Linked DNA regions of Mus musculus: region 1 is linked to region 2. Evidence: chromatin loops called from intact Hi-C (ENCODE). Cell type or tissue: gastrocnemius. All regions are shown on one strand.

Region 1 (2,500 bases), 92 kb before region 2:
AACCTAGGGCCACCTTCCCAGTGCCAGCACCACTCACAATGGGCTACCCCCACTCCCCCAGTCCCTAGTTAAGAAAACACTCTACAGGCTTGCCTACAGCCTGATTCTTATGGAGGCATTTTCTTAATTGAGGCTCCTTCCCCGCAGATGACCTCAGCTTGTGTCAAGTTGATAAACACTATCCAGCACACCTTCCTCTCTGGAGTGTGTGCTATGTGAAACAGGAGGGGCTCTGGGATATGAGAGAGAGAGAGAGAGAGAGAGAGAGAGAGAGAGAGAGAGAGAGAGAGAGAGAGACCAGTTCTTCCAGCAGCTTCCAGTTGAGTAGAAAGCACCAACTTGCTGGAAAATGGTAATTTGATCATGAGTTAGTGGTGGGTTTTCCCCTCAGGCTTTCTACTCCTTGGTGTTTCATTCTGAGAAGTTTCCTGGTTCCATCTGGCCTTTGGGGGAGGGGGGAGGTAAAAAAAAAAAAGACCACGACCTATTAGGAGTCACTCAAGTGGATGCCAGACCAGAGCAAAGAAACACACAAGGCATGGTCTGGAGAGTCTACCTTCATCACAGAGCAGAATGAAATTATTCCTGTAACAAAGCAAGAGCCATTTCTGGAAAGTGGCCGGGGAGTAAGAGGTGGGGGAGGGGGCTTTGATTGATGATCTCTAAGCGGTTTCACAGGGAGAGAATTTTGAAAGCAGTTCCAACCAGAAACACAATCAGGAGAAAGACTATATTGCACTTTTGGGTATGTTATATACAGTGTGTGTGTGTGTGTGTGTGTGTGTGTGTGTGTGTGCATGTGTGTTTATAATCTTCTCCCTTAAAAAGCCCCCTGAAAATAGCATTCATGGAGCCCGTGGCAATAAGGAGTACTTTTCAGACAGTCTGGAAACAGTATCTGTCAGGGACCACAACTGAGTGGAGGAAAGGGATGTTAGGAATGAGGTAAGAGTCTGGCGTTGCAGTCTTGAGGGTATGGGAAGGAAGCTCAGGCTTGCACGTGCAGAGGGAATGGCTTGGGCAGAAGGGAAATCGAATTCGCTGTCACTTAGACTAGCAAACGTCAGTGCCATTCAGCTCTTCAATTTCCGATTCAGATGAGAGTGTTACATTTAAATGAGAGTGTCACATTTTTCTCCCTTTCTTCCCCAGAGCACCCATTCCAGACCTAGCCTTTCTCCCCTTGCCTAAGGCATGGTTTCTGTCTCACTTCTGACTGCCAGGCAGGAAATGTTCCTAGCCATGGGATAAGCCTCCCGTCTGAAGGGGCCGAGGAGGAGGTTGAGAAGAGGAAAGGAGAAACAAAGGAAGAAAAACACAAACTTTACTAGAGCTGCTGGCTGGAGCCGCAAGCTCCAGGCAGGTTTCCAGTTTCCTAGAAGCAGGGATCCGTGGGCGTGGCCCTCAGTGTTTGTTAATCGGCCCGGTGTACTCTGTGGGCGTGCCCTCGGTGTATTAAGCTAATCTGTCTGTTGTACTCTGTGGGCGTGGCTCTTAGTTATGCTAATCGGTGCGCCTTGTTTTGTGGGCGTGGCCCGCGTTGTATGCTAATCTGCCGCTGTACTCTGTGGGCGTGGCCCTTGGGCGGGCGGGGCCGTCCTAGTCGCAGAGCCTTGGGGCGCCGGACGCTCGGGGCCGCTGACCCGCTCCCGGAGCTAGTCCACGTTGGTCTCGGTCTTTGTTCTGGGTTAGCGCGGGGACATGCGCCGCTGAGGATGGAGGTGGAGGACTCGGGCGGCGTGGTGCTGACCGCCTACCACTCGCACGCGCGCTCGCAACCGCAGGGCGCTGAGCCACGCTGCGCGTCCCGGGCCAGCCATCCGCTCAGCAGGTACGGAGCGGCACCGCGGGCCGCGCGCGCGCGCGCCGGGCGGGGCGGGGAGGGGGCAGCGCTTAGGCAAGTTTTTATGGAGTTGATAACTGAGACTGCTCTTTGTATGATCCTGATTGGAGATGAGAAACAGCCTGGGCAAAAAGTCTGTGTGTGGCTGGCTGAGGCTAGCGGGGTACTTGTAGTCTTGACGCAACTTTATCAAGAGTTAGATAAACATACCATTTCTGTGGAAGACTCTCACCATGTACTGGAGAAATTTTAAAATATTACCAAGAACCCAAACACAAGTCGGTTGAAAAGAAAAAAAGTTCTCGCAGACACTCAGATTAACTATTTGAAGCTAAAGTTTTTCTCAAAAGGAAACCTTCACTGACATAACAATTTCACTTCTACTGTAAATACCCTCAATTGTTTAAATACAGTGATGTCATTATTTGATGAGTGCCGGTGCCGATTGTATGCAACCAACGCAATTCCTGTTTATTTCTTTGGGTGACCATGTGCATTTAGTAAGCCAGGGATCTGGAGAACATTGCTCTGGCATGCCCATCTGTTCCGCCAAAGACGGATGGTCAAAAATATTCCAAATGTGAGATGGTTTGCTGTCTGGCGTGTTTAGGGGAAGTTCCTTTGCTATTCTCTACGACTATATCAGTGGACGTTTTT
Region 2 (2,500 bases):
TAACTCCTTCCATCATTAATCTCTTAAAACGCGTGTGAAGCCCAATGGATTGGTCATGCAGAGTCCATTCGGACATCATTGGTCCTAGTCAAGAATGCTCGTCGGAAGCAAAGAGTGCCAGTGACGCTTGGGAGAATGAGTGGACAGGGAGCCGTAAAGGAAGGAAGCCTCCTGGGATGGGCTACCTCTCTCTGAAAGAGAAAGGTTTCAGTGGAGATGGCAGGAAAGAAATAGCTCCGTCCTCCGGGGTATGACCTACCGATTTGGGATTTATGGTTTCCTGTCTGCTGTCAGGAGTTAGAGACTGAGCCACTGAGACTAACTGTCCCGGCATGTGACAAGATCGGGGATCCTGGTGACAAGTGCCCCCTCAGTGTGCTTGGTGTCAGCTAGCATGAAATTACTTACGCCACTGCCTTCTGAGGGAACTCGTAGTACCTTGATTTATCAAGTCCACATAGGCCACAGGTGCAGGGTGTGCTGGCCTGCGGCTCTCGTCGCCTAGCCCCAAGGGTTATTAGGAGGAGCCTAATGTGAAAGACTCACTTGGTTTGCTGTAGAAACGTGTGAGGGTCATCAGTGCTCGCTGATATTTTGGAGATGGTGGAAGGGGGACAGATTCCAAACGCCCTCGAGTGCACAGCTGTCGTTAACAGTAGAGTTCACATCTTCAGTCTTTGCAGGGAATAGCACAAATTGGTTCCTTTATGGCAGATATACAGACTTGGTTTTCACGTGTCTTGTGTTATCTATGTTTCATGTACATCTTACATGTCTGGGGTATGAGGGCTGCTACTTTGACACAGTGTTAGATTTCTTTCATAACGTCAGAGCCAAAAGCTTGTTTTCCTTTAATAAAAATCTTCTTTTTATATGCCCCAGTACAGGGGAACGCCAGGGCCAAAAAGGGGGAGTAGGTGGGTAGGGGAGTGGGGGTGGGTGGGTATGGGGGACTTTTGGTATAGCATTGGAAATGTAAATGAGCTAAATACCTAATAAAAAATGGAAAAAAATCTTCTTCATTTAAAAACAATTTCATTATTTAAAAACCTGTATTTAAAAATTGTACTTTTCGTTGGTGACCCCGTGTTGGTGACTGTTCTGTTGCTGTGATCCTGCGCTCTCATGAACGCAGCTTGGGTGAGGAAGGCTCGATTTTTGGCTCACAACTCCAGAGCAGTTCCATGCGTTGCACAGTGTGAAGGCACGGGTGTAGAGTCCGGGGTCAACTCAGTTCATCTGAACAGAGGTAGAAAGAGAGAACTGGAAGCTGGGAGAGGCTATCAAACTCAAAGCCTGCCTGCGGGGGACTCCTTCTCACGCAGGACCCCATCTTCCACAACCTTATCACACAGCGCCACCATCTGGGGAGCAGGGGTTCCAACCCCTGAGCCTACGTGGAGCACTGCTCAGTTAAACACCACGGTTTTTTAGTATACAGTTCCTGGTTTCTCCTTGATTAAGTATTTCGATGAAGGAAATAACTATCTTCACTTATGGTAAAAGTGTTACTTTATCTTGTAAGGCGCTTTTTTCCCCCAGAAACATGTTAAGGTAAGAAATGGGGTCATCTCTGATGTGCAAGATGTGGAACTGTTAATTCTTTTGTAAAATGACGGATGATTGTAAATCACAGGCGGCTCAGGAAGACAGGCCGTCCGGGAGACAGCAGAACTTGCCATTAGCAGACCACTGTGTGAAAACAGAGCTCTGCAGCCTTGAACTTGCTTCTAACCCTCCGACGGCTTCTTTTTTTCTTATCTGTAAAAAGTGCGGGCTTCTGTGAAAACTCTGCGGTTTCCTTTTCTCTCTTGAGTTCTAGGATCACGGTTTCCTCAGAAACCCTGATTGGGGAGTGCTCCAGCTTCAGGCCGGGCATGTGTTGGGGGTCAGCCATGTCTCAGTTAGCCAAAGAAAATAAATGGAACACAGATGGCTATTACCACAGGGAATAATCCAGAAATAAAGCCATCATGGAGTGAGTCCGTGTATGGAAAAAGTATGCTATGGAGGACGGTTGGTCAGGAAGGGCTGGTCTGTTCCCATCCCGAAGCCCCCCTCACTGGTGCTCGGGTTAAACGTGCTCTTATAGTTTGAAACTCTAGTTTGAAACTGAGCTGGTGTGCGTTTCCGGGAGGAGAAGACCATTCATCCCCACGCAGGGAAAGTCTGTCTAGATGGACCAGAGAGTTTAGTTACCACCTCTGTACAAGAACGTCCATGTGAAAGGCAGGCAAAGGCCCTGGTGAGCTCGCTTGTGATGAGGTCCTGTCAGCCATGGGGTTTCCGGAGCTGAACAAAGGTGGGGGCGGGTAACAGACACACAGAAAGAGAAAAACAAGGGTACATCTTTTTCACAACTCACTGAACATCGATGGTGGCGATAATGGTTGTAAATACAGACTACACCTTTATTGAAAGTGACCGCATGTCATTGGATACATCACAACACCACAGAGACAGACAGAGAGCTTGGAAATTGAGGCGAATCCTTGACTGC

Evidence for each region. A loop is a pair of places that touch in the nucleus more often than their neighbours do. Peaks named below come from ENCODE experiments on the same cell type or tissue, not always from the same donor. Only the 100,000 strongest peaks of a DNase experiment are listed, where the experiment ranks them.
Region 1: it touches region 2 in a loop (2.0-fold over the local background); 5 of 42 quality-filtered maps call a loop at or near these places.

What each region holds. Positions count from the first base shown.
Region 1 is chr17:68,003,226-68,005,725 of GRCm38, reverse strand. It overlaps Arhgap28 (Rho GTPase activating protein 28), which reads left to right and starts at 1,618. Exons shown (of 18, transcript NM_172964.4): 1 at 1,618-1,831. The coding sequence starts at 1,716. In gastrocnemius, no CTCF peak of the experiment used is centred here; a DNase peak (open chromatin) is centred at 1,560; H3K4me3 peaks cover 1,617 bases; H3K27ac peaks cover 1,333 bases.
Region 2 is chr17:67,911,643-67,914,142 of GRCm38, reverse strand. All of the region lies in intron 1 of Arhgap28 (Rho GTPase activating protein 28), which reads left to right. Among named protein-coding and RNA genes, the nearest start is that of Arhgap28, 91 kb to the left of the region's middle. In gastrocnemius, a CTCF peak has its summit at 1,373 (motif pointing left); a DNase peak (open chromatin) is centred at 1,350; H3K4me3 peaks cover 912 bases; H3K27ac peaks cover 386 bases.